2 separate regions of the Homo sapiens genome follow, and region 1 is linked to region 2. A link is a loop called in an ENCODE intact Hi-C map of the cell type or tissue named here. Cell type or tissue: endothelial cell of umbilical vein. All regions are shown on one strand. Links, peaks and the distances in the headings refer to the core of each region. The heading gives the core; the rest is flanking DNA. Region 1 has its middle 12 kb from the start of ID2. Region 2 overlaps KIDINS220 (kinase D interacting substrate 220).

Region 1 (15,193 bases), core at 2,445-10,444, 70 kb before region 2:
GCCTTTCCAAATGAGTGCTGCTCCAGCATGTGTACAGCCGTTTCCACGTGTGGATCTCATGTAATCTTTGCTACTGCATAGCATAGACAGGATCCCCTTTTGCAAATTAGTAGTTGCTGCCAACCTCTATGCTAGGTGCTGTCCCAGAGATTTTTAAAAAGATCAGACAGGATCCTAGTCTCAAAGAGACTATGCTTGGATTGTGGGGATAAATGAATTGTGAAGTCACATGAAAGCCAGAATGCTTTCCCTTCTCTTTCCTGGATGTTTTGTTAAATTTTGTTTTAATTTTTCTGAACTGCTTAATAACTATTAACCAAGAACGCCAGTGTTAGTTAAAGCAGTGGGAGGTGGGAGTCGGCCTCCTTTTCTTATTCCAAATCCTAATGAGAATCGATCACATTTCTTCCATTTAGTAGGATGTGACTGTAGGCTTCTGTTGTAATAGATACTGTTTCTCAATTTTTGGAAGAGCCTTTCAATTGCTAGGCTTGTTGGAAGGGGTTTTTTTTTTTTTTTTTTTTTGAGAATTTTAAATCATAATTCGTGAGTCAATTGGTAAAATACTTTTGACTGCATTTACTGATATTATTTTTGTCTGGTGGATTACACTGATATTTCTGATACTGAACTAGCCATGCATTTCTGAAATAACTCCTACGTGAACATCATATATTATTACTTTTTATATCCACCGTGGATTCTGTTAGCCAATATTTTATTTTTGAAAATGAAATGGAACTGTGATTTACTTTCTTGTGTTGTCTGTAACTGGTTTTTGAATCAAGATCATACTAACCTCAAGCAATAAATGTACAGGTCAGTTTACATTTAATTTTAGCGTTCAAAGCCATGAGTGCATCCCTGAAGGTCGGCTAACGTGTAGTCTGTCTATTTCAGAGGTGAGCATTGAGTAGCCAACAGCACACAACCAGGCAGTGGGCAGACGAACTCAGTCCAGCGCTTTTTCAGGAACATAAAAAGGACTTTCAAGTAGAGGGTGAAGATGTAGACTCTAATAGAAAATAATATTCTTGTCAATAAGGAGCTGCTTTATAGAGCTTTTAAAATCCACAGCTAATAATTTGTGCGGCTCTCTGCAGGGCAGGTGCAGAGCCATCCCAATCCCCTTCAGCTTGACACCCCATACATCCTTCCAATTTTTGATGCATTTTGCTACCGGAAAAGGGGTTTCAGACTTTGAGTGTCTTTCTGGATGCTGATCCAGAAAAGGTGTTGGATGTTTTTCTATTTCATCATAAAGATACTTTGAAGACCAGGGGCAGTGGCTCACGCCTGTAATCCCAGCACTTTGGGAGGCCAAGGTGGGTGCATCGCTTGAGCCCTGGAGTTCAAGACCAGCCTGGGCAACATGGCAAAACCCCATCTCTACTAAAAATACAAAAGTTAGTTGGGTGTGGTAGTGCACGCCTGTAGTCCCAGCTACTCAGGAGGCTGAGGTGGGAGGATCTCTTGAGCCCAGGAGGTCAAGGCTGCATGATTGTGCCACTGCACTGCAGCCTGAGTGACAGAGCGAGACCCTGTCTCAGAAAACTAATTAATTAATTAATTTAATTAAAGATAATTTGAGTCAGAGGCAGCATAAGTTGAGAAGCTCAACAACATGTGTTTTGTTTATTGCTGACTAAAGTAGGCATTATGAGGAGCACCGCCTGAGACTGTAAGGAAGGAAGGAGATTTTCCAGAGGCCCTGAAGGAAGATGCAACAGAAGGACAGTGGGAAGAGCATGCACACATTTGTGGCAGTCCTGAGTGAGGGCACCAATCCCAGTAAACTAGGGCATTGGCCAAACAGGAATTACAGACAAGTTTTTACAACCCTGTGAAGCAGGGCATTGAAACTGATACTACCACCCAGGATCCTGGAAGGCCTGAAATGTCGGTTATTGATTAGAAAAAAATAATACTCATTAGCTCAGGAAGATCATAAGGAAGCTTGTGTGTGAACCTGAGCTCAAGAGGGAAATGAAAATCTCCTCCGAAAATTTTTACCCATAAACATGCCCTTATGGGCAATGGAGATTCAAATATGTACTACCCACTTGGTTTGAGAAATTTTGATGCTGAGAAATTAACACAAAAATGGGTTTCTGGCTGGTGATACCCCTGGAGTGCTTGGAAGTGGCACATGCAAAGCTTCTTCTCTGGAGAGAAAATTTCTCAATACAGACTACACAGAATTCTCACATTTTCACGGTTGGGTGAAAGTCAGTTTATAATTCAAAAATTTTAAAAACACTGAAAACAATTTACCATGAGAGAATCAGTAGCTAAAATGAAGAGAAAGATTAGAAACAAAAGATCTAAAATGGCTATAAAGTAAGCACAACTAAGATGATTAAAGAAATTTAAAAATTAAGCAAGAACATAAAAAATCACAATATACAGTATTATATATAAAAGAATAGGCAGATTTGAAAACGAACAACATCAAAGTGCTTACATATAGTTATTGAAAGTGAAAACTCAATGAAAATGTTAAAACCCAGATTAAAAACTACTGGAGAGAGAATTAATGAACTGGGAGATGAACCTGAAAAAATTACCCAGAATGAGCACAGAGAGATAAAGATAAGATAAATATGAACTCAAGGTAAGAGACAGAAAGGATAGAGAGAGAAGTTCCAACAAGTATGGCAGACTGTATCAACTGGTTGTGGCAGTAGAAGGGAATCTGTCACAGTAAACGTTCAAGCAACTTGAATGTTAGATATATCTTCTCTTAAAGGCTTTTAGTCAAGCTAATATTCTGCACATATACATGTTTTGTTTGGTTTCAGACAGGGTCTCTCTGTCACCCAGGCTGGAGTGCAGTGGCATTGATCACAGCTCACTGCAGCCTCAGCCTCCCTGGGCTCAGTTGATCCTCTCACCTCAGCCTCCTAAGTAGCTGGGACTACAGGTGTGCACCACCACGCCTGGCTAATTTTTTCTATTTTTTTTTTGTAGAGACAGGATTTCACCATGTTACCCAGGTGGTCTCAAACTCCTGGGCTCAAGCATTCCTCCTGCCTTGGCCTCCCAAAATGCTGGAATTACAGGTTTGAGTCACTGCACCCAGCCCACATATACATGTTTTAAAAATTAAGATGAAAAAATCCAACACAATTAGAAATAGGAAAACAGTAGCAATAGAGTTCACAGATAAAGTAATCAACAGCCTGTAAGCATACAAAAAGATGGCCAATTTCACCCATAATAAGACAAGTGCAAATGAAAAACTATATAACAATTCTCACCCAACAAATGGGCACAAATCCAAAAGTTTGACAATATACTCTGTTGACAAGACTGTGAGGGAAACAATCTTGTATATTGTTGATGATAAAATACTCTGACCCCTATAAAGAGGAATGTGGTGATATCTAGCAAAATTGCATATGCATTTACTCTTTAACCCAGCTTTCTCCCTCCTAGAAATCTATCCCAAAGTTACATTGCAAAAATATGTAATACTGTATGCACCAGGTTAATAGATTTGGCATTGCTTTTAATAGCAAATGACTAGAAACAACCCAAATTTGGGACTGTTTGGAAAAGCTCTAGTATACTAATACATGGTGATGTAACGCAAAGAGGAGATCTTTATATACTGACATGGGCTTTCCAGGACAAAGCGTCAGGTGAAGAATGCCTAATACAGAACAGTGTATATGGTGTGCTAGCTTTTGTATGAGAAGGAAGGTGTAATAGTAACACATAGATTCATATTTGTTTATATTTTCAGAGAAATGAAATGGAAGAAAAAACTAAAATTAATAAAAATGGTTATTGATGGGAGAGGCTAGAATAGAGTGGAGGAAGCAATGTTAGAAAGGGAGTGTAGTATTTCTGAATGTATATTCCGTGTCAATCTTTCACTTAATGGGTTTACTAAACTTTGACGATCATTGTCTAAATCGACTACTCCTTTAGTTATCACATTACAGTGAATACATTCATCATTAGAAATTGCAGCATGGTGGCCAGGCGTGGTGGCTCACACCTGTAATCCTAACACGTTGGGAGACTGAGGTGGGTGGATTGCCTGAGCTCAGGAGTTCAAGAGCAGCCTGGGCAACACGGTAAAACCGTGTCTCTAATAAAATACAAAAAAAAATTAGCCCCCGGGCATGGCAGTGTGAGCCTGTAATCTCAGCTACTAGGAAGGCTGAGACAGGAGAATCACTTGAACCCAGGAGGCAGAGGTTGCAGTGAGCTGAGATCGCACCATTGCACTCCAGCCTGGGCAACAGAGAAAGACTCCGTGACTTTCTAACTGTTTCAATTATGGTTATCTGAAATCCAGCTCATACTGAAAAGTCAGGAAAATGCTTAATTATTTCTCTTTAATTCTCCATTTTTACAATTATATTGTATTAAATGTGGTATTTCTGAATGTATATTGTCATATAGTTTTGACTGAGATATGTAAATACTTTTTACAAATTACATTTAAAAAACAATATGTAAGTAGAAAAAAATGACAACAAATGGACCTAATTACGTCTCAAGTTAGTAACATACGCACACAGAGGAAAAATGACCCCAACTGACCTTCGACAGTTTCACTGTACATTCCCAGTGGATCTATTCTAAGGACAAAAAGAACTGCAAAGAAATCATAAACTTCCTTTAGTAGCCACATCGCTAGTAATAATATTGGTATTGTTATTTTTGAACTATTATATGTATATTGTAGGATAAGCAAAGAAGTAATTATACTAATGTCATTAGGAACCAAGATTTTCAATGTAAGAGAAATGAAACATCAGCATAACGTTCAAGAAGTAAAAGCTCTGAAATCTTACATTTGAACTGAAAATATCAATTTAAATGCATGTTTCTTTTTAAAAATATATTTTTATAGCTTTCCACTGAAAATGCCAGAAGCAATGACAACCAGGTGATAATAAGCACCCGCTTACACCAGTTTGTACGATCAAGTACCACTCACCACTAAAAGGAACCAGAGTTTTTTGGAGAAATGGCTGATTCCCGATCTAGGACAGGAAGTAAGACTAAAAATAAAGAGGAGACAAAAATAAAGCAAAAACGCTTTGGATACCAATGGAGGTTTCTAGGGCACCAGCACATTCTAAAAATGGAGAATTAAAGAGAAATAATTAAGCATTTTCCTGCCTTTCCAGTACGAGCTGGATTTCAGATAACCACGATTGCAAGAGTTAGAGAGTCACCATGTTGAATCCCTAAAGATGAGTGTAGTCACTGTAATGTGGTAACTAAAGTAGTAATTGATTTAGACCATGATCTTCAAAGTTTAGTAAACTCATACATTGTAAGGTTGATGAGAAATTTTGTAATAGAATAATCAGGCTGTTAATAAAGAAATGATCACCTGAACCGACTGATCAATCTCTAGAAAACCAATCAACTGGCCATGAGGTGCCTCCCGATGGGACATGATCGACGCCAGCGACACTTCCTGTGAAGTATTCTTAGGGAAAAGAAGAGTAAAAATTCAATCTGGGGTAACATCAATCCCTGAGACCTAACTTCTTGTCAATGGGAAACAGGAGAGAGCAAGTGAAATGGGATCGCAGGAAGTGTTCAGACAAACCCGGAACAGGGCATCCTTGGACAACTGGCCCAACCTTTCCAACAAGCCGATGACGAAGAAGCAGAGGCCAAGCACCGAAAACACTTAAAATACCACCACCACATGCAACGGATGGGCTTTGTCTGGATCCTGAAACTCTAAAGGGACTTTTTTTTTTTTTTTTTTTTTTTTTTTAGATTGCTGGGGAAATTTGAGTGAGGGGTGGGTATTATATAATAGTGAAGATTTTGTTTCCTTAGGTGTGAAATTGGTATTTTTGAGATGCATACTGAAGTTTGTAAGGATAAATGACATAATATATAATATTTGCTTTAAAATCCTCCAGAAAAAGAAAAAGGGAGTAGGGCTGGATGAGCCAGATATAGTGAAATGCTGCCGCTGTCACCACTGAGTGACAGGCACATAGGTGTCCTCCGTTCACTCCTTTTGCATATGTTTGGGAATGTTTGTGATAAGTAAGTTAGAAAAATAACCCAGTCCTCTATCTACTGGAGCACAGAGATGCCCCCACTGCCCAACTCTCTGAAAAGGCCCTGGCCTCCTGACACACTGCTTGGCACCCTCATTCACTTCCTCAAGATTGACCTTGACTGAGACAGCAATTGAACTCTCCGCCCTTCTGGCTCTGAACTACTTTCACTCCTACTGAGACGCTGCATGGCTATGACAGGGGCGCCTAGCATGGATCTTAGCATTTGGCAGCAAAGAAAAGTGGCCGAAGCCTAGGAACGTCCTGGCTTCCCTTCCTCTTCTGCCTGCTGCCATTATAAGTAGAATGGCGTGTGTACTTCCACGTATATGATTATGCCACTTCTTGGAATGTGGTCTTAGTTTTAAGTTAATTCTCCACCTAGGGACAACGCTGTAAGTTTTATTTTACAAACATAATCTTCTAAATAAGCTCTAAATAAGTTTCATCAGTTCTGAGAGAAAGTTCTTAAGCACACAATTCTTCAATATTTGATGTTTCAAAAATCCTATGGAAGCAAGTTAGGCAGAGAAAAGGACAAGGCCATTCTTAATGTTGTAATTTTACCAGAGTTCGCCAAAGCCTCCCAGGGGAGGAAAAAAAAAAGACTTCTAAAAAATGTCAACTGAAACTTTAATTGCCTGAAGTAAAATATTTTAAAGAGTGAAAATTTCAAGTTTAAATTTAATCCAAACCAGTTAAGTTGATTCAATCTAAAAATATCTTGACTGGGAAGGAAATTTTTGGACAAGTTTGTCAAGTCCTGGCTTTGTACCTGACAATGACTTTTAGAGAATCATCCCCAAACAAGTAGACGCCCTTGAGTGCTCTCCCTGCAAACCGCGTTTGCTGCAGGGCAATGCCAGCTCACACAGGCCAAGGGGTAAAAAGCAGGACTCTTCCTGCTAATTATTTTTGTTGTATCATCTATTGTCTACAGGAACAAAACATCCACCCTAGCGAGCTGCTCCTGCAAAAACGGGGACACCTCTTGCCACTGAAAGTCTCTGACGTGTCGATGGAGTTACACTGATGTATTAATTTATTCGGCAAACATGCATGGGACTACGCCAGGCGTGGCTCTAGGTGCTGCCGACACTGGGATGAAACAGCCGGGATCCCTGCCCCTGTGGAACTTGCATTCCAGCAATGGGAGACAGACCATGAGTGTGTCTCATATGCATTCGAAGACAAATAAAGCAGGGAAAAAGAGGAGACAGAACCTAGGTGACCAGTTATGAAGTATGAAGGTGTTGTCTTCTGTCCTCAACCTCCGGTCGCCGGGACCCTGCAGAGCTCAGCCGACTCCGGGTTAGCATGGCCAGTTGGGGGCGTGAGAGAGCAGCCGCAGCGGGGCGGCGGGAGGATGGGAGCGGCCGCAGCCCGTGTGCTTCCCGGGGACTTCCCGTCCACCTGGGGGTCCCAGCAGCCCCGCCCAGCACTTCTTCACCCTGGCCTCCCTGTGGCTGCGCCTGAATCCAGACCGCGCTTTTCCCCACACTCAGAGGACCAGCCTGATGGCCCCCGTCCCTGAGCCTGCGGCCCCTGCATAGAGGCTCTACGTCCCAGGCACAGGGACCCTCCTCCAGCTTCTGAGCTTCAGTCACTCCCGCCTTTCCCCTCTGCTCCCTCATCCTGGGGGGCATGCTGCCTGCGGCACTGCCTCGGTGACAGCTTGGAGTGCTGTCTGTTCAGCTCCCCAGTTAACACATTCTAGCTAGTTAGCAAGCTTACTCTCTCTCTGAGAGCTCGGGGGGTTTCTGTCTCCTGACGGGGCCCTGACTGGTACCCCAGGCTCCATGAGAGCACCGTGGACAACAGGAGCAGCCGAACACGCAGAATCTGCGGGAAGGGGAATCGGGCAGTGGGTGCGGCCCGTGCAAAGGCCCGGCGGCAGCAGCCATCCAGGGAAGTCCCACCTGAAGGCAGTGAGGGGCGGTGGGAGTGGTGACGGGGAGGGGGTGGAGGGGGCTGGGAGCTGGTGGGGGGCTGATGGGGGGCGGTGGGGGCAGTGGGGGCTGGCGGGGAGTGGGGGAGGGCTGGTGGGAAGTGGTGGGGGCTGATGGGGGGCAGGGGAGGGGGCTGGGGGGTGGTGGGACGGTGGGGGATGGTACGGGGGTGGGGGAGAGCTGTTGGGGGGAGGTGGGGGGATGGGGGCTGGTGGGGGAGAGGGCTGGGGGAGAGCGGTGGGTGGTGGGGGAGCGGTGGGGCATGGTGGGGGACAGTGGGCCGGAGCAAGGCAGCCAGGGGCCCAGTGCGAGGAGAGGAGAACGGACAGGATGGGGGAGGCCCATCACACCCAGCCTCACAGGCCGCGCTAAGAGCTTTGGCCTTTACTTTGTGTAAACTGGGACCTTGGAGAGCTTTGCGCAGGAGAGTGATGGAACCAAACTATTTAGCAGCCACATTTCTTTTAATGTTTCTCGTTTATAGGTTACACATTTGTTGTTATTATTATTGATTTAATAATACTGTGTCAAGATAAAGTTGTCAAAATCACGGCACCCAAACTTCACATTATAAAATTTTAATCACAACCTGTTTTATCACAATCGCTTTGCAGCAACGGAAATTATTCGTAGTAATTATTAAGTTGGTGCAAAATTATTTGTGGTTTTTGCCATCACTTTTAATGGCAAACGCCGCAAATAATTTTGCACCAACCTAAATATTATAACTAAGGAAACGAATAGAATGGTGTGCATCAGAGGTACCTCCGCCAGTGCTTACCCCGTTTGTTATAGAGGGACGGGTTGTCCCTGCTGCTTTTTTATGGAGCGCTATATCAAAAGGGCTGAGTAAAATGAAGACATTCCCCAGAGGACTGACTCACTAAGCAATCATATGGGCAGTTTCTGGGAGGAAAGGAAGAAAAAAGCCATACTTCACAACTCTTAGAAGCTGTTGCAAAGCAGACCACATTCCTAAACTGAAGGTAAGTATTGTTTGCACAAACTCAGCGTATTAGGCTAATTTGTTTCCATACTTGATTTGGATTATTTCTCTTAGGATTTTAGAACTGTCATCATGACCACGTTGCAATGTACCCCAAAGTTGAATGTCTCATTGACCACACATTTCTTTCTTTCTTTTTTTTTTTTTTTTTTTGAGACAGAGTCTTTCTGTGTCACCCAGGCTAGAGTGCAATGGCACTATCTCGGCTCACTGCAACCTCTGACTCCTGGGTTCAAGCAATTCTCCTGTCTCAGCCTCCCGAGTAGCTGGGATTATAGGCACGCGGCACCACACCCGGCTAACATGGTTTCGCCACGTTGGCCAGGCTGGTCTTGAACTCCTGACCTCAGGTGATCTACCCGCCTCCGCCTCCCAAAGTGCTGGGATTCCAGGCGTGACCCCCTGCGCCCGGCCTGACCACACATTTCTGTTGTCATCCTAGGGACTCAAAAATAATTCAATTTTCTCTTTCTCAGAACTTTTTCCCTTTGCAAAATACACATTTTCAGTTTTAAAATATCTTGCAATAGCACTCTCTTATACATTATTCCACCTTTCATTTCATTAATTACCCATGAAATGGTCTGTTTTTGTTAAATAAATGCACACTTTTTTTCTGTGTATAATACAGCGAGGGCACATGTGGGTAGGAGCAAGATATGACTGGAGGAAAACATTTTTAAAAACTAACAGTGGCCAGGCGCGGTGGCTCATGCCTGTGATCTCAGCACTTTGGGAGGCCAAGGTGGGCGGATCACCTGAGGTCAGGAGTTTGAGACCAGCCTGACCAACATGGAGAAACCCCATCTCTACTAAAAATACAAAATCAGCCGGGCATAGTGACGCATGCCTGTAATCCCAGCTACTCAGGAGGCTGAGGCAGGAGAATCGCTTGAACCTGGGAGGCAGAGGGTGCGGTGAGCGAAGATCGCACCATTGCACTCCAGCCTGGGCAACAACAACAAAACTCTGTCTCGAAAAAAAAAAAGAAAGAAAGAAAAACTAATAGTGGTCCCTTTGCTGTGACTGTGGGTGATTTTTTTCCATTTTAATGTTTACTAAAAATTCCTGGCTGGGCACAGTGGTTCACACCTGTAATCCCAGCACTTTGAGAGGCCAAGGCAGGAGAATCACTTGAGCCCAAGAGTTGGAGACCAGCCTGGACAACAAAATGAGACCCTATCTCTATTTAAAAAAAAAAAAAAAAAAAGCCAGGCATGGTGGCATGCCTGTAGTCCTAGCTACTTGGGAGGCTGAGATGGGAGGATCACTTGAGCCTGCAGTGAGCCATGATCGTGCCACTGTACTCCAGTCTGTGTGATAAAGTGAGACCCTGTCTCAAAAAAAAAAAAAAGTTATTTAACCTGCATTATTTTATAATCAACCAATATTTTTTGTACTAAAATTAACCACAAGCACTGATCGACTGAATGAGGAACGAACATTAAGGCAGCCCCTACATAACCTGATTCCTGGTCCTCGGAATCTCCACCCCAGGTCTTTTGTCCTCTTCTCATCATTTTTTTGGTTAGTCAGTCAAAAAGTAAAGCAAATATCAGGGATTTATGTGCCCCGTGCTACATTGAGAGAGAGAATGTAAGTTCTCAGCCTTGAAACCCATGATTACATGGCAGGAAGCAAGAATTGCCTCAATGGAACCACTGGGAGTGGAGGACACAGCGAAACACACAACGCCAGGTGAGTGGCATCAAAGCACTGAGCTGGAGGGGCAGAGCCCAGTGAGCGGCTCTGGCATCTGGCTGATCATTGGACAAGGAAAAGATGGGAACTTCAGGGGCAGAAGCCTGAGGAGGCAACACAATAGTGATAGAAGAGGAGGGAGACCAGCATGGGCTCGCAGGACATACAGGAGCAAAGCCGGCCATGCCGTGCAGGGAAAGTGATCCTTTACAAACTTCCTGAATTTTGATTTAGGAGTAAATTGGATTCTGGAGTAAAACCTGAGCAGTGAAGCTGCAGAGACAAGTGAGAGAGGTAGGAAAACAATCATGTGTGGCGGGCAGAAGTATCCTCCCAAAGATGTCCATGGCTTCATCTGCAGAACCTCCTGATGTGTTCCCCTCACATGACAAAGGGACTTTGCAACCGAGACTAAGGGCATAGATTTGGGTTGGGGAGATTCTCTTGGATTATCAGGCAGGCTGAGTCTAATCACAGGAGTCTTTAAAAACAGAGGACCTTTTTCGTCCATAATTAGAGCAGGCCACAGAGGAAGGGTCAGAGACTGCAACACTGCTGGCTTTGTAGATAGAGGGAGGCGGCCTCTAGAAGCCGGAAAAGGCAAGGAAACAAGTTCTCTCCTAGAGCCTCCAGGAGGAGCACAGCCCTACCCACACCCTGCGAGACCTGTGTCAGGCTCCCGATCTACAGAACTGTAAGACACTAAATTTGTGTCATTCTAAGCTGCTCAGTTTGTGGTGATTTATAATGGCAGTGACAGAAAACTAATGCAGGCTGTGTTCTTCCTGAGAATGAATGCATATGACTGCCCCTGCTCATAGGGAAATGCAACCAAGCCTGCACAGTCAGTGAGGACATTGGAAGTGGTTTCTCACAGCCAGTTCTCATGAAGATCCCTGAGTAATGGGAAAGACCTGGCCTGACATCCATACACAGTGCAGTGTGTCTCTTAAGTCCTGAATGTTTCTGCAGATTGTGACACTTTGGGGCTTACTTTAGAGGAAGGGTGGGCAGTTCCCAATGCCTCAGGCATTGTAGGTTCCGAGGTGGGTGGCCTGAGGACCTGCCACTTTTTAAAGTGAGGATCAGGAATGTGATGGGCTATCTTCCACTGCCACGAGGAAGCACGGAAGCTGGGAGTTCCCTCAACTACAGAAGATGTTCCTCTCCCAAATTAAGCATTCATAATGAGCATCTTGTCCACTTTATGTTGCTATAAGAGAATACCACAGATGGGGTAATTTATAATGAACAGAAATTTATTTGACTTATGGTTCTGGAGGCTGGGAAATTCGACAGCATGGCACCAGCATCTGGTAAGGGTTGTGTCCTCCCATGCAGAAGGTGGATGATATAGTTTGGATCTGTGTCCCCACCCAAATCTCATGTTCAATTGTAATCCTCACTGTTGGAGGAGGGGTCAGGTGGGAGGTGATTGGGTCATGGGGGTGGATTTCCTCCTTGCTGTTCTTGTGATAGTGAGTTCTCACAAGATCTGGTTGTGTAAAAGTGTGTAGCACCTCCCCCTTCGCTCTCTTCCTCCTGCTCCAGCCATATAGGATGTGCCGGCTTCCCCTTCACCTCCTGCCGTAATTATAAGCTTCCTGAGGCCTCCCCAGCCAAGCTTTCTGTGGAACCATGTGCCAATTAAACATCTTTTCTTTATAAATTACCCAGTCTCAGGTAGTTCTTTATAGCAATGTGAGAATGGGCTTATACAGTAGGAGAGCAAGAGAGAGTGAATTCAAGTCAAACTTGCTTGGATAACAAACCCACCCTCCACTAAGCTTCCTCCCAAATAACAACAGAGTCCCCATGACCTAATCAGCTCTTAAAAGTCCCACCTCTCAACACTGCTTCACTGGGGATTAAATTTTCAACACATGAGTGTTGGGGGACACAGATGGGCCACAGCAATGAAGTTCCATGCCTGACTGGGGTTAACAGGTGACAGCAGTTTGGTCTGCCTAACAGGCTGCCGTATCCCAGGGTCTAGCACAGTGCCTGGCACATGGTAAGCAGGCAATACATGTGTTGAGTGTGTGAATAAATGCACTGGACTGGATCAGACCTTCATGAGCACTGAGTTCCTGCCCTAGACAGGCTCCAGGAGGGGCCACAGGGTCCTGCATCAGGGATGCTGCAGAGGAAGAACTTCCTGCACGAGATGGAAGCTCAAGCTCCAATTCACTCCTCAAGGCCCTTTCCATCCAAATTCTAGCCGCACAGCCCACCTGAGATTTTTGCCATGACCTGAGGTGACATTCGAATGAGTCCTGGAGCCCAGCAAACACTGTGCACCCCGGGTGCTGGTGTAAGATGAGCATAAGGAGCTCAGGTGCGGGGAGAGGTGCCACCACAACTGAGCACCGTGCAAGTCAGCGTGTGTGCCACGCAGGAGTAAAGACTGTGCTGCAAGAATGTGGACCATGGGTGATTCATCCTGAGTTTGGTTTTGACCTTGCTTCAGACACATAACGGCTGGCACAGTAGCTAGCTGAGATTCTCACGTGAGTGTTCTAGGCCTTAGAGGTCCAGGTGAATCTGGGCTCAGTCTTTCCAGACTCACCTGTGCTACAAGCCCATGCTTATATTCCAGTCCACAGACCACAATAGAGTTGATTCATGCAGCTTCCCTGAGGAAACATGCCTGGGTGTGTGTGTGTGTGTGTGTGTGTGTGTGTGTGTGTGTGTGTGTGTGTGTTGAAAGCAAAGCACTTTTTTTTTCTTTATAGTTCATCCACCTTTTTTTTTTTTTGAGACAGGGTCTCACTCTGTCGCCCTTGACAGAATGCAGTGGTACAATCACAGCTCACTGCAGCCTCAACTTCCCGGCCTGGCTAAGTTTTAAACTTTTTTGTGGAGACAAGGTCTCACCATGTTGCCCAGGCTGGTCTTGAATTCCTGGGCTCAAGCGATCCTCCCAATTCAGTCTCCCAAAGTGCTGGGATTACAGGCATGAGCCACTGTGCCCAAACTGTACTCTTTTATAACCTAATCTTAGAAGTTAAGTGACCTGCCATCACTGTTGGTCACACAGACCAACCGTGGTATGTAGGGTGTGGGCTGTGAACAGCAGGAGACAGGGAGGCCATCTTGGAGGCTGGCCACCACAGGTATTTTTATGAAAAACGTCGGGCTATGGAATGGAATGGAATCAGGACCAGGCCGGATGTCCTGGATTCCTTCACTGCTGATGGAAATCCGCCTAGACACCCCATAATCACGAGCAAGTGCTATATCCCGTAGGTCTCACAAGTAGGAAATGCCTCTTTAAGAAATGGCTAACTTCCTACTGCAGACACCATTTTAAATGCTCTGCAGAAACATTTGGTGGAAATGGCAGAGATAATTTTGGCCATGCAACTCCTCCAGGCATATCTTGCTTTGTCACTAAAACTCTCGATTTAGGAATTATGCTGGCATTCCCTCCAGCTGCTGAAATGTCTAGATGTCAATGGTTTATATGTGTCTTTTTTAGTTATAGCCAAGATATTTCAAACTTATCTACTAGATCACAATTAACTTGGTTTTTTTAACCCAAGAAACTAGCAATATTAAGTGACCACATATTGTGGATATCATAACTCATTAGAGCCTTTTACTTTTTCCAAGTATTATCCCAGCTGATTGAAACACCTATCCGTGGGAACTTGAGCTGACGTAGATAATAATATAGTATTTCTGCTTCTACAATGGCAGGGAGAATTTTGGCGTATCTAGAAGATATGTATTTTTATTATATATTATATATAATATATATTATATTATTAAATATGATATATATTATTTTGTCATATATAGTCTATCAGATATGTCCAAATTCTCCTTGCCATTATGAAATGTATATACATATGTAAATAGAATGTATATATTTCTATGTAGAAAACCATACTTTTTTTTTTTTTTGAGACGGGGTCTCACTCTGTCACCCAGGCTGGAGTGCAGTGGCGCGATCTCGGCTCACTGCAAGCTCCGCCTCCTGGGTTCACGCCATTCTCGTGCCTCAGCCTCCCTAGTAGCTGGGACTACAGGCACCCACCGCCACACCCGGCTAATTTTTTGTAATTTTAGTAGAGATGGGGTTTCACCGTGTTAGCCAGGATGGTCTCGATCTCCTGATCTCGTGATCCGCCTGCCTCGGCCTCCCAAAGTGCTGGGATTACAGGCATGAGCCACTGCACCTGGCCAGAAAACCGTACTATTAAATGTTTTGTGCCAGGCCTGGTGGCTCATGCCTGCAATCCCAGCACTTCAGGAGGCTGAGGTGGGAGGATTGCTTGAGCAATCCTGAGCGAGTTTGAGGATAGCCTGGAGAACCTGGTAAAATCCTGTCTCTACAAAAAAAAAAAAATACAAAAATTAGCCAGGCATGGTGGTGTGTGCTTGGAGTCCCAGCTACTCAAGAGGCTGAGGTAGGAGGATGACCTGAGCCCAGGGAAGTTGAGGCTGCAGTGAGCCCTGATTGTACCACTGCTCTCCAGTCT
Region 2 (15,193 bases), core at 2,740-10,739:
TTGATAGGTATAATATTGAATCTGTAGATCACTTCAGGTAGTATTGACATCCTAATATTTAGTCTTCCTACCCATGAGCACAGGATGTCTTCCCACTTATTTAGATCTTCTTTAAATTCTTTTAGCAATTTTTTTAAGTTGTCAGTGTACAAGTCTTTAACTTTCTTGGTTAAAGTTATTCTGAAATATTTTATTCTTTTAGATGCTACTGTAAAATGAACTGCCTTCTTAATTTCCTTTCAGACTGTTCACTGAAGGTGTACAGAAACACAACTGATTTTTGTGTGTTGATCTGTATCCTGCAAACTTTGCTGATTAATTAGCTCTAATAGCTTTCTGTGGGCTCTTTGGGATTTTTCTATATATAGAAGAATCATCCAATCTGGATTCTTTTATTTATTTTGCCTGTCCAATTGCAATGGCTACAGCTTCTAGTGCAATGTTGAATAGCAGTGGTGAAAGTGGGTATCTTAGTTAACTCAGGCTGCTATAACAGAATACCATAGGCTGGGTGGCTTAAATAGCAGACATTTATTTCTTGAAGTTCTGGAGGCTGGAAGTCAGAGATCAAAGTGCCAGATGGTCAGGTTCTGGTAAGGGCCTTCTTTTTGGTTTGCAAATGATCTTCTTCCTAGGTCCTGACATCAAGGACACTACAGAGAGAGAGAGAGAAGCTCTCTGGTTTCTTCTTAGGAGGGCACTAATCCCATACGAGGATTCCACCCTCATGACCTCATCTAAACCTAATTACCAAAGGCACCAACTCTAAATAATATCATACTGGGGGTTTGGGCTTCAACACGAAAATTTTGGCAGGACACAAACATTCGTACATAGCAGCAGGCATCCTTGTCTTGTTCTTTTAACTTAGGAGGGATAATTTCAGTCTTTCACCACGGAGTACGATGTTAGCTGCAGATAAGTCAGTAAAGTTAACCACTAAAATGATGATCTCAATGTCAGGCCTACATCCAAAAGCTTTTAAACAAAACAGCTTAATATAAAGTGATCAATTAAGAAAATGAAGACTATGCTACCCACACTATTTCCTAGTCTATTCTATTTAGTCCAATCTTTGCAAATTCATTTTAGGAAAAAAAAAAGAGTTAAGATATTTACTAGTGTTTATACAAACAAGATGCAACCATTAGTTCAAAAAATAGGGTTTGTTTTTTCCCAACAAAAGTGCATACTTTAATAGGACTATTTGAATAAAAATCCCATACAAATGGAATGTGTACTTAACATTAAGAAAGCAGGGAAGCAGCATGTCCTACAACATAGAACACAATTGGCTCAATCAAGATGAATTACCCTTTCAACTAAATATCTATTTTTTATATTTATTACTAATGTCACAGTCAGTTCAGTAAATGCCAACAGTCTTACAGCTTTAACCTTTAGTCATGAGAAGCACACTTGATTGTTTCCAAAGGGATATGTGAGGCCGTCTTCATTTCAGAGGAGCAGAAGTGACTGTACTGTTGTTTGCTCTTTAATGTTTCAACTACCCATTCCGTTGTCTCATGAAGGCCAGTACCTCTGGTTGCTGAAGTTTTGAATATTTGCCATTTTCAGTCCTTCGAGGCAGATAACCCAAGTGAATGTGCATCTCTGAGGGAGTCATGGCCTGTTCCATGTCCTGCTTATTTGCAAATGCCATTAAAATGGCTTTTCTCAGCTCTCCATCAACATGGCAACTAACACTGACTTGGAAATGCCAATTCGGTCTCGGTCACAACTGTCTGCTCCACAGCATCTGTGTTTGAATAATAACATCTTCAGTATGGCTCTGTCCTCCTAAATCCTGGACTTGGAATTCTGTATGTTTTCTTTGTTGGTTTTGTTTTTAAGATGGAGTTTCACTCTTGTTGCCCAGGCTGGAGTGCAGTGGTGCAATCTCGGCTCACTGCAACCCCTGCCTCCTGGGATCAAGCAATTCTCCTGCCTCAGCCTCCTGAGTAGCTGGGAGTGCAGGCACCAGCCACCACGCCTGGCTAATTTTTGTATTTTTAGTAGAGACGAGGTTTCACCATGCTGGCCAGGCTGGTCTCGAACTCCTGACCTCAGGTGATCTGCCTGCATCGGCCTGCTAAAGTACTGGGATTACAGGCGTGAGCCACTGCGCCCAGCCCTGTATGGCTTTTATAAGTTGCCGTCTCAACATTAAATCTGATGATAGGAATGTTAGTAATGACTTTTCCAACCTGTAATCTGCATAAAATTGTGGTTTTTCCTGTCTATGTAATCCCCAAATTAAAATCCTCACTTCCCAGGTTCCAAACACACTGGAAAAAATACTTGAGAAAAATCTACCATGATTAAGCCCTGTTCACCCTCACCAATCCTCAGGAACAGATCCTGGTCTCAGCAGCAACTCCAACTCGAGGCACCTCTGCTCACCTTGGCCTTTGGATCTGCCTCTGAGCCTGGACTTCCACACTGGATCTGTCAATTTGCTGGTATTTTCAAGGAAAATACTTCTGGTTTCATTGCTTTTTTTCTATTGTTATTCTGTTCTCTGTTTTATGTCTCTCCACTCTAACCTTTATTATTTCCTTCCTTCTGCTAGCTTGGAGTTTAATTTGCTCTTCTTTTTCTAGCTCCTCGAGGTGTTAGGTTAGGGTGTTAATTTAATATCTTTCTCTTTTTTTAATGTACGCATTTACAGCCATAAATTTCCCTCTGAGTACTGCCTTTGCTGCATCCCATAAGTTTTAATCATTCCTAATATTCTTGTAAAAGTATTTTCATAACTATTCCATGAGTCACCTTTCCTACCATGTTGGAAAGAACATTAGCTTAGGGGGTCAGAAAGTAGACACTTTGTCTGCCACAGCCAAAGTAATAAAAGTACTAAGAGCTGAAGCTGTCCACATGCAGAAGACTGCATTAAGTACACAACAACTCTCAACAGAGAAAAGAACTTGCCAGAAGAGAAAAGAGGCATCTATGCTCGTGTGGTGGTCACAGAATATTCTCAAGACAACAATGCGAACAGTGCCAGGTGTTCTCACTGACACTCACTTTTCAAGGTCTACAAAAGTAAGTTTGCATTTTAGGCATCTTATTGAGTAACTACACTAGGAAACAACGAAGTGCTTATATATTCTGCAGGCCAAATAGATCATCATGGCATGCCTTCTTCAAGTGTGTTTGTCTATTTCTGGTTTAAAAGAAGACATTTGCAAGTATCTAATGTGTTTGACTTATGTGTTTAAGGACGGTGTGATTAGGGTTAAATAGTGCAAACCATAAAAGCACTTGTATAAGCTGCCCTGGAAACCATTGGCAGAGCTAAACAAAGTTATTATTTCACTTACTAGAAGAGTTTACTCGACATTAAACAAAAACTATTTCCCACCGAGGGTGTATATCTCCAAGATGACCTATTTGGCCAGAACATCAGGGCCCAAGATTATGTTTTTATATGAAGGAAGGAAACTTGTACGCATGTAATTTAAAGGATTAAAAAAACCCTTAAACTCAGTAGAATGTCATCATATACAAAAACTCTCTTTGGCTTTAAGGCTGCAATTCTGGCAACTAGATGGATGAAAAAACAATCAACAACCAGGGAGGGTAAAAGATAAAAACTCAAAAGGGGTATCTGCCTAGGTTCAAGTACAATACTGGTAAGGCACTGTCTTCATTCATGTCTACGACGTCGAATGTTCTGAGGAAGGTACATTTAGGGGCTCTGTATCCCTCTTCTTATATAAACTCTAACAGGGAAACTATATTTAAAAGTTATGAAGAATTGAGAGGGAATTTTAAGAAGAACGAAGTGGCTGAATACCTACTGTCTGCCATTCTCTGAGGCAGGTGCTTTACCTAGTTTATCTAACTTCTCTCTCTGCATCCCATAAGGTATTTATTATTTCCATTTTTAACATGAGGAAACTGAGGCTCAGAGAGGTAAGCAATGGATGCAACACCACCACAGACATAGCAGCAGAGCGGGTACCTGCTCCTGACTGCTTCAAAAGCTGCTGACTGCTCACTGCACCAGTTCAAACAGGAGCCACAGACATGGCTCAAAATCCCTCAGGTAATGACTTACACGTTTTTAACTCCTTAAAACTATAATAGAAAAGAATGCTGTTACATATTACATTTTAACAAATTGAAGAAGATCAACAAATAAGCTGTGCTCATAAGTCATCCTGGGTTTTTCTTTTAGTTTCAGTTTTTTGCAGACTGAAATAAAGCTTCTCCTCCATCTTCATGCACATATTTAATTTCCTTCATCATTTTTTCAGAATCCAGATCAGCACTTTTTTGTTTACAAAATTATGCAAACCAGTACACTACACAACAGCCTAGAAGCCTGAGCAAAGACTGTAAAAATGATTTAAAAATTGCATGACATGACTTTCACCTAGTCAGAGAAGCAGAGAACACTTCAAATAATTATAAGAAATGTGAACAACTCCAAGATACTATTGGTGATTCACCTATAAAACAATATTCCCAATCAATCTTTCAAGTTTCTAGATCAGATTAAATGAAAACATCCTGTCATCACAAAGAAAGTTTAAACACCGGTAACATTTCTGTCTACTCATGATTTAGGACTTTCTTAATGTTACAGTCCCAAAACTAATTAGAGAAATAAATAAATGTTTAAACCAATTTAGGATTGTAACAGTTGTCCACAATTCTCCAATTTTAATATTCTTCAGAATAGCTCATTTTTCTCACTAACTGAATTTGTTAGGAAATGTTATAATTTGAATCAATAAACTTGTATTAATTCTGCTTCATTTATTGGACTTTTGCATAAGATCTGGAGACAGGCTTCCACTGGGAGTACAAGTCTAAAAAATAGTGTATTACTGCATGATATTTACCCAGTTACAACCATGCAAGTAATCAGATATTAGTAATTCAGGTGACAAAGCAATACTTTCAGCTAGGGTAATGAGAGAAGACTTTAGTAAAGTGGTAAGAGAGGCAAAATAATTCATAACTGACTCCATGTGAAAATAGTGTCTATCATTAAAAAGCAAAGCCTGCTTTTTGGCATCAAGAGTTTATACTTGATATTTTAAAATGTTCCGACAAAAGTACATGAGATCAAATTTTCATAGCTGTTTTAGGCATCACTAGCAATATCATAAGTTGCTACCAAGTGATGAATTGTCCATGCAATTGTCGTCTTTAAGAAATCTAAAAGTGTATTACATTAATCATATATAGAACGCAAATGTTTGATAATAAAACTGAATGACAGGCATAGAGAAAGGAGGCTCTGAACTCAAAGTAGATCTATGAATATGTTTCAGATTAAGGCAAAATCTTTATTATGCAAGTTCTCTTAAAAGATTTAATGTTTAAAAAGTATAGAACTGAAGTTCTACAATGTTTAGGATTTAATATTTTTATATCTAAATGCAAATTTGTAAGCAGATCGATTTCTTTATGCTCCTCTTTTTTCATAGCCACTATTTTCCCAAAAGTTAATTTAAACTAATTTGAGGAGACAAAAGTAGTACAACACTTAAAAACTATGTCATATGAATAGATACCCATTCATTTGCCTAGGATCGTGATTCTCAGTGCTGAAAAATGTCCTGAAGCCATTTTTTTTTTTAACAACAACAAAAAAGGAAATTCAACCTTTCATTAAATTCTGACTTGTTTTTCTATGGAAGGGGAAAGCAAAATGTATTACATCTTATTTTTGGCCAAACATGCTAATAATGTTTGTAGTGAAATGCTCCCATCTTGTGGACTTTTTGAATATTGCTAACAGGAGCCACTTCTGCAGCATGGTTTTACACCAGCAGCTAGACATTTTCTTAGCATTTGAATTAGCTAGCATTTTTGTTACAAATCACTTTTGTTTATTCTTGTATTTTAAAAAGTCTTTAAATATTTTGATTTGAAATTCTGAAATCACAAACCTTTACTGGAAAAATCAACTTCTGGAAAAAGTTGGCTACTTGATCTGTCAAGGCATATGTAATTTTTTTGGTAAATTGAATTCTTTAATAATCAGACTTGTTTGAAAAATATAACTATACATAATGCTCTTACTATATTATAAAATAAACTGTAAACCTGCACAAGTAATAATTTTTTTTACATATTAAACATGTATTTCTTACATATTAAAACATATATTTCAAGAAATTGTCTTTGGTATTAGTTTCCAACAATTCCAAACACTGTAGAACTTTGGAATGTTCTATATACTTTTTCAATGTTAAATCTTTTAAGATAACTCGTACAATAAGGGTTTTGGATAATGAAGATCTGGGTTAATATACCTGAGTTTTTCATGTTGACGTTAGAAACACATGACTTTGGAACACTTAATATTTTTTCTTCATTCTACGTTTGCATTAAACACTGAAAATGGCATTATGAGAGTAAAGTCTGAGAAAATACATTCAAAATCAAAAGTAAAAGAAAACCTATTGGCTGGGCACGGTGGCTCATGCCTGTAATCCCAGCACTTTGGGAGGCTGAGGCGGGTAGATCACGAGGTCAGGAGATCGAGACCATCCTGGCTAACACAGTGAAACCCCGTCTCTATTAAAAATACAAAAAAAATTAGCCGGGCATGGTGGTGGGCGCCTGTAGTCCCAGTTACTCAGGAGGCTGAGGCAGGAGAATGGCGTGAACCCAGGAGGCGGAGCTTGCAGTGAGCCGAGATCGCGCCACTGCACTCCAGGCTGGGCGACAGAGCGAGACCCCATCTCAAAGAAAAACAAAAAAGAAGAAAAGAAAAGAAAACCTATTGAAAAAGTTACCTAAAAAAAATTATAGCCATATAGTAGACATAGAAATGGTATAAAGGCTTAAACAAACAGATGTACCAGATGTTTAAGTGCTAAATATCAGAAGTGATTTTTTAAAGCTTTCCACACAAAACCTAGCACAGTTACTAGACACAATTAGAACTAAATAAAGCATTTATTTGAGATTTTATATGTTGCTAAGTTGTTCGCGTTTTTCAACAGAAAAGATAAATTCAACACTGCAGAAAAATTTCTATCTGCTATAACATTCCCATTGATACCCTAATAAGTTATTCTAAATACTCATAGATATATCAATGAAAAGTTAAAATCTATCTGGAAATTAAAATATTTAGTTCTATATTTCTGGTATCTCAGACCCACTGCCTAGCTGGCAGCTACAGAGGACAGGCTCCTGGCCCCAAGAAACAGACTTGGGGAAGCGCAGTTACAGCTGTGAGGTCTTAGGTAACTCCTGCTCTCTGCCTCTTAGGGTTAGAAGTACAGGTTGAGTATTCCTTATCTGAAATGCTTGGGACTAGAAGTGTTTCAGATTTGGGAGTTTCGGCAGTACCAGCTGAGCATCCCTAATCCAAAAATCCAAAATCCCAAATGCTCCAGTGAGCATTTCCTTTGAACATCACGTCGGCACTCAGTTTCAGATTTGGGGGCATTTCAGATTTCAGATTTTCAGATTAGGGATATGCAACCTGCATTAAATGTGATAAGCTAGGTAAAGTGCTTAATCCAATGCATGGGACAGAATGAGGGCTCACATAATATATTAGCTACTACTTTTATTAGACTGTGCCCTGCATATAATAAATTCTATAAATATTTGTTTAATAAATGAACACAATTAAAATGTTTAGCACAACAGAACTGGAGTCATCTAAGTACATGGCCTTTTAAAAACAATTCTGACAACAAGTCTCTAAGAAGAAACTGAGTCTCTAAGAAGACTCTGAAGTGAGAGGAACCTGTCTAGAAGTAGTCAATCCAAAGCAACTCCACCAGAATGTAAATTAGTACAACCTCTATGGAAAACAGTATGGAGATTTCCTCAAAGAGCTAAATGCAGATCCACCATTTGATCCAGCAAGCCCATCACTAGGTATCTACCCAAAGGGAAAAGAGTCATTATATGAAAAAGACACTTGCACATATATGTTTATAGCAGCACAATTCACAATTGCAAAGATGTGGAACCAACCTAAGTACCCACTGACTAATGAGTGGATAAAGAAAATGTGGTTTATATACACCATGGAATACTACTCAGCCATTAAAAGGAACAAAATAACATATTTTGCAGCAACTTGGATGGAGCTTGAGGCCATTATTCTAAGTGAAGTAAAACAAGAGTGGAAAACCAACAACCATATGTTCTTACTTATAAGTGGGAGCCAAGTTATGAGTAAGCAAAGGCATACAGAATAAAATAATAGACTTTAGAGACTCAGAAGGGACAGGATGGGAGGAAGGCTAGGGAAAAAAAACTACATATTGGGTACAATCCACACTACTTGGATAATGGGTGCACTAAATCTCAGAATACACCACTAAATAATTCATCCATGCAACAAAAAACCACTTGTACTCCAAAAGCTATTGAAATAAAAATTTTAAAAAACACAGAGCAACTCCACCAGACCATGGCATTCATAAATGGATTATGAATGTAAGAAACCTTAGAAATGCAGCTGAACTCAGAGTTACAGGGAATGCCTTCAAAAACATTGCTGTGATTTTAGCATCACCTGACATAAGGCAGAAGCCGCCAAGTGTTAGGTGAAATATACAGTCATCATTCAGTCAATGTGTACTGAGAAGCTACTATGTGTCCGGCCCAGGGATATACTGGTATATAACAAAAGAAACATTTTACCCATATTTAAGCCTAAAGAATGAAGTATCTGGATGGACGGTATTCTCTTCAAGATAAAGTGAGGCTTCTCATCTACCACCTCCCCAATTCATGCCTTCCTCAATCCAAAAGTTATCATCAGATTTCTTTATTCTTTCAGAAATACCCACTACTGCCTAAATACTGATCACTTGTCTAGAAGCAAAAAAATTCAGCAATGTTTAAGAAAGTTACAGTTCATGAAGTGTATAGTCTCATTCAGGAGACAAATATTAAAGAAATAGCAATGCAAATATGTATAAGAAGGTAACTATGGCCAGTGTTATGAAAGAACACACTAGTACATAAAGGACTCATCTAATAAAGCCTCGAAGGATGGGGGGGCTTGGTAACAAAAGGCTTCCTAAGGCAGTAATATTTAAGATGAGACCAGAAGAAGGAGGTGGGATGGGCCAAAGAGAAGAGCACATGAAAAGTAAACAGTAAGAGGGAGAAGGAGCCGGAGCCAGGCTGAGGACACTGCGAACTCCAGCAGAAACCTGGTGCCTGAATACAGGTTTTGACCAATTATATCCTTTTGTCTTTAGAGCCCAATTTGATATGCACAGACCATCATTTGCACTTTATACTATCTATAAGTCAAAATCATTATTATTCTAAAAGCAACTCATTAGTTGCTCTCCTGCCCATGATATCTTTCCTACACCTAGCAGTCTTCAATGCCACAAAAATCACCTTTCATTCACTCTCAACCAGGGGTTTGTATATCAGAGAGCCAGACCATGGCAAGAAACAGGAAGGAAGGCAGTTTTTTAAATGATACAAAAAGTTGGCTATAAATCCATCATTAAAAAATAAAGAATAAAACGATCCTAAGAAACAAGAAAGTATTGCGACAGGGGAGACACAAAGGGAAATTAGTCTTATAAATTCTTGCAGATGTTTAGAATAACTAATTTTCTTTCAATACCCTGCAACAGGACTGTAGGTGAGGTTATTTACTTCCTAGCTCACATAGAAAATGCCACAATGTGCTATTTCTATAACCCAACTTTTATTATCTTTAAAAGACAAGGTTTCACTAGTCACCCAGGCTGGAGTGTGGTAGCTATTCACAGGCACAGTCATGGCACGCTGCAGCCTCCAACTCCCAGGCTCAAGTGATCCTCCTACCTCAGCCTCCCGAGTAGCTGGGATTACAGGCGTACTCCACCATGCCCGACTCTATTAATCATTTCATCTTTACTGTGGGATAGCCAATTACTTTCTGAACTTTTCATTTACCTTAATTTTTCCACCCAGGTTCATTCCTATTCCCTTCCCACCGTGAGAGTCTCAAAACAAGCTCCCTTGAATCAACAGGCTTCCCTAACTCAGGCCAAGCTGCACTGATACAGCAAATAGGCCCTGAAGCATCAGGGTAATGGCCACACATTTTTCAAGACCCTGCAACGAATCCCCATCTTACTCAGGGTAAAAGCCAAAGTCCTTACCATGGTCCTCCAAAAGGGGTCCATGAACCCCACTGGTGACCCGACCTGACCTCCTACTCACTTGCTTCACTGCACCCCATCTCACCACATCAGCTCCCTTGTTGCTGTTCCTTCAACATTGATTCCAGGTGCTCTCTGGCCCGGAACTGTTCCCTCTGCCTGGAAATGCTTTCTCAGATACCTGCCTGGAAAACTGTCTTGCCTCCTTCAACCCTTCCTCAACTCTTCCCTTCTCCATGAGGACAATCCTGATCCCCTTACTTAATGCAGAACCTGCACTACTCTTCATCTCCTTAACTCTCTTCTACCTTTTATTCTTTCCACCACACTTGCTGCCTTTAACATGCTAATTATGTATTATATATGTTGTTTATTACCCATCACTCTCTGACAGACTGCAAGCTCCTCGGGGCAGGGATCTTTGCTGGTTTTGTTCATGGATACACCCAAGCTCTCAGAACTGTGCCTGGTCCATAATAGGTGTCCAATAACTGTTTTCTGAATAAATGAATGAATTTTAAGCTTTCTCCCCTTAATTTCTCTCACATCTTTGGATGTTGCTGGAAATCTAGTAACAACAACAAAATAAATAAGTAGCAAAATACACAAATAGGTAAACTAAAAAAAAGCCAAACACGTCAGTTTAATGCATTTCATTGTTTTCTCCACACAACAAAAGTAGGCATGATTTAAAGATACATCAAAATAAGCTAAAAAATTATGCCCTTCACCTTTATCTTTAGAAATCTCAATTGTCCAATTTTCACAAAGACATGGATAAAAATAATGCAAAGCCAGAAATGCACATTGAATGGTCAACATTACATCTGATTATGGCTATATTTATACAAGGTTTGCAGGCTCACTCTTCACACTGAACTTGGCAAATATACAAATGTCATTTATTTCTGTCCAGATAAAACATGATTTCTATTATAGATGACACAATCTTTATTTCAGTAAAAACCTGCTTAGTTTCCTCTCCTATATGGGGAATTATCTTGTAATTTTACAAATAACTAGATCAGGCTTTATCTTTAAAAAGATAAAGATATGGATAAAATATTGAACCTCTGCGGTCAAAGCAAGTGTGTTTTGAGAATAAAGATGGAAACAATAATTATATAAAAGATAGTAATTTAATAAATTTTGAATGATGACAACACCAATACCTACAAATAAGTCATATATCAAAAACAAAGAATTTCATGAAGATTCTAAGCTATATATAAAAAACACCAAAATAGCATGCATTAAACAGTTTTTGGAATAAATATTGCTAGTATCTCAAAAACTAAAGAGAAAAATTATCAGTACAAAGGATGGACTTTGTACTACAAAGGAGGTGAAGCAACAACTTCCTCTAAACTAACTAATGTTAAATTTTTCATGCTATCCACATTCATAACTTAAGTCCACATGCAAAAGAAACAAGCTTGTGCAATAATCCAGGCCAAATGATGGCGGGGAAGAGAGGGAAGGAGAGCTGATCATCACCCAGAAAATGATGGAGAGAGCAAGCAGGTTAGTGAGAGCTACAAGAGGTATGAGATGACTACATGTGATAAAATGAAGCTTATGAAAGCTTTGGGTGAATATCAGGAGAGGTTATCATAAAATATGATGTTTTATTATGAGAATGTCCTAAATAATGTATAGAAATAACATTACTTGAATAATTTAAAAATAACAGGTCTATTAAAGTCATAAATTAGATGTCCATATTGTCTGTACAGCAAATTGCTACTTCAATGAAATGGAAAATGGCTACTATTCTGAAGCACCCTTAGAACTTATTCAACTGTTCTTTAAACATCAAAATAAAGTACCAAAATAAAGAATGTTGTTATCCTTATCACAAACTTATTCTGACCATATCATGGCCTGGGTAAAAGATTGACTGAGCAGTGTCAAAACAGAAATTTAAAGCACTATCTTCATGAAAACTACTTAAATTCATTTTTTTAAAAACCACTATCATTCTGCTTTAAATGCCAGAAATAAAGTTTTAGATTAAAATATTTCAATGGTTGTCTAAAATGCTGCAATAAAAACTAGACAAAAAATTTTTAGTTTTTATTTTACTCCCTTTCTTACTAAATGTATGTTAAAAAAAAAAAAAACTCTCAAATGATCCAGACAAAAGCTTTCAACTCAACACATAATTGCAAGAAAATTACAATAATTGTACCAATTAAAACCATCTTGAATGAACAGTGTGTCATCTTAATGTTCCCGTGGTTTACAGAGGGGTCTATTTAATTCGCTGAAATTGCTTTCCAGTGTTAGTATCAAATGTCATTTGTTAAAAGTTGAACAATTTAGAAAATAATTTAACAATTTCACCAAACACCAAGAACCAACATTTTCTTTTTCACCTGAATAAAGCCAGCAGATGTGTCATCAAATTGCTATAAAAATAAACGAGGCTTTTTATGCATTAAAAAAATAAATTTTACTACTAGCGTTAAAAATACTATTTTCTGATTGTTTTTACCAAATCATATTTCTTTAGTACAACAAATGAATATCAATTACATACTGCTGCTTTTTGTCGGCTGTAAATAAAACTTTCTCTTATTCAAATGACAAGCAATAGCATCAAAGAACTCAACTACAGTTAACTAGAAACATAATCATCTAGATTATTCTCACATACTTTAATATCTGGCTTTCCAATATGTTAATCAAAGTGTCTTCCTATAGTTTTTCATTCCAAATCCTTATTATATATAATTATTTTAAGTCAATTCATACGAATTATCAATGATTGCTTACTATATTTTTTCTCTTCCTTAGACTAGCTACGAAATATTCTTTGTAAGTAGTTGCAGGCATTTAAGACTTAAATATACCTATTTCACCAGGAAGAGAAGAAAAGCATCTCAAAATCACCCCAAATCCAGCCCAGTCATAGATGGCAAGCCTGCCAAATGCCGAAGTTTAAAGTAATGAGTTGGTTTAATGGCAAAGCAAAGTTCACATCCCTCATTCTATCCCCACCTAACACCTCTGCACTTTCCAAAGTGCAAGAATACATAAGGCACCTAGCAAAGTACCTGACGTGAAGGAAGGAGGTCAGTAACACTAAGTGACTCGACCTCCTTAAGCAAGGACCCATGTGAGATAACTAGTTCTCCTGTGCCCAAGTTTACAAATTTCTTGAAATCTAGAAATACATTCCTGGAGTAATATACTACTCCTAAACCAATTCAGACAGGGTCTAAGAATCTAAAGCAGCCACAAATTCCTTCCACTACTGTTTCTTAAGACATCACTCCACAGTTCCTAAACGAAGGCTTATTCTTTTTTATGACACATTTTTATTTACACACAAATGATAACAACAACAATCTTGAGGATAGATGAGAGTGTCAAGGGATTACCTGTTTACATTAAATAGGGCTTTATGTATAAATATAACATGCGAAAAATAAACCTCATTATATTGGTATGAATTATTACGAGGCACTTAAATATTTTTAAAACTTAAGTTTTAACCGCTTAGCAAACGTTCATAATTATACAGCACTTGTATTATAATACAAACGTTTATTCACGAAATAAAACCTTGTATGTACAATAAAATATTGTACTACAGAACCAAGAGAAAAACGAATCATGCATCTCACAATAAGATGATTTGTAAAACCTCAAAGACCAGATGCAATTCAGTACCACTTCTCAATAGGCAGACAGTAATTATACATCACTGCATCTACTGGAACACCTACTTGATACAGCACACAGGTTTAAACCACTAAACTACTTTCATATAAATTAAACAGCAAAACCTAGAAGAGCTCAAATCTGTGGACTAATACAACAACATCTATAATTCTAAAACCAGTTATTTACTTAGAAAACATTAAATGTGTACATAAAAAATAGGAACTAGAAAAATAGGAAAACCATATACTGACAATACTCTAAGGAAATAAAAGTTATCTGAAATCTTAGAAGTGTATATAAACTATACACTAAGGCTGGGCACAGTGTTTCACGCCTGTAATCCCAGCACTTTGGGAGGCCAAGACAGGAGAAATGCTTGAGCCCAGGAGTTTAAGACCAGCCTGGGCAACACTGCAAGTCCCCGCCTCTACAAAAAAATAAAAAGAAAGAGCCAGGAGTCCTGGTGCACGCCTACAGTCCTAGCTACTTGGGAGGCTGAGATGGGAGGATGACTTGAGTCCAGGAGTTTGAGGCTACAGTGAGCTATGATTGTGCCACTGTGCTCCAACCCGGGTGACAGAGAGAGATCCTGTTTCTAAAAAATTTTTTAAAATTTTAAATAAACTTTATATACCTGAAAAAGGAAAAGTTTGTCCAAATAAAGTCATAGATTTTACATGACAGGATATATACCTGTGCTAATACAACTCCAAAATTATAATGGAATTAATAAGAATGATTAAATCCAGGAGTATACATTTTATACATATTATTTTGTATTGTCTGCTTTATACGCGTTTTTTTTTTTTTTTTAACTCAACCTAAAATAAAGTAAAATACAAAGAGGTCACAAAAGGTACCTTTCGTAGATGGTTTTTAATGTCATTTGATCTGGAATACCTTCAGTCTCTTCCAAATATAATATGAGCCATGAAGTCCGGTATGGCCACTGCTCAGTAAGGTTGATCCAGCTAGCAAGCCTGTCCCAGTTGAAACTAATCTGATTGGCTCTCAGTAATCGTCCTTTTAAAAAATACAAAAGCATTTAAAAATTAATAGATGTGTGATAGTATGTTAAGTAAAACATTTAGTATATTCACAAATATTTTAAATTTCTAAAATTTACCATTTAATTTATACTACAAATTCAAATCTAGTACTGCCATGGCTTCTAAAATCCAAAGAGCTGCATTAAGTAAAGCTTTTAGGGCTTAAACACAATTTTAATTCTAAAGCAATTTTTTGGTTGTTTGATTTGCCACTGGTGAGATATACTTCTTCGACCACGTATATGCAGGCAAACATCTTTCAGAACTGTGTCACACAGTTCAACGCCACCCACGATCATTGAGCAGAACATCCATTCACCCACAATGGACCCCAATCCTCTAAAGTGCCATCTGCTGAGATCC

The links. Hi-C counts contacts between places; a loop is a spot of excess contacts. Peaks named below come from ENCODE experiments on the same cell type or tissue, not always from the same donor. Only the 100,000 strongest peaks of a DNase experiment are listed, where the experiment ranks them.
Region 1: a loop joins it to region 2, with 15 times the contacts of the local background. A loop is called at or near these places in 31 of 110 quality-filtered maps.

The regions. Positions count from the first base shown.
Region 1 is chr2:8,686,059-8,701,251 of GRCh38, forward strand. No RefSeq gene overlaps it. Among named protein-coding and RNA genes, the nearest start is that of ID2, 12 kb to the left of the region's middle. RefSeq lists an enhancer at 1-100. In endothelial cell of umbilical vein, for the core only: a CTCF peak has its summit at 7,405 (motif pointing right); no DNase peak of the experiment used is centred there; H3K27me3 peaks cover 228 bases.
Region 2 is chr2:8,756,029-8,771,221 of GRCh38, forward strand. It overlaps KIDINS220 (kinase D interacting substrate 220), which reads right to left. Exons shown (of 30, transcript NM_020738.4): 22 at 14,642-14,804. It also overlaps the pseudogene LOC100216337. Among named protein-coding and RNA genes, the nearest start is that of KIDINS220, 74 kb to the right of the region's middle. In endothelial cell of umbilical vein, for the core only: no CTCF peak of the experiment used is centred there; a DNase peak (open chromatin) is centred at 5,743.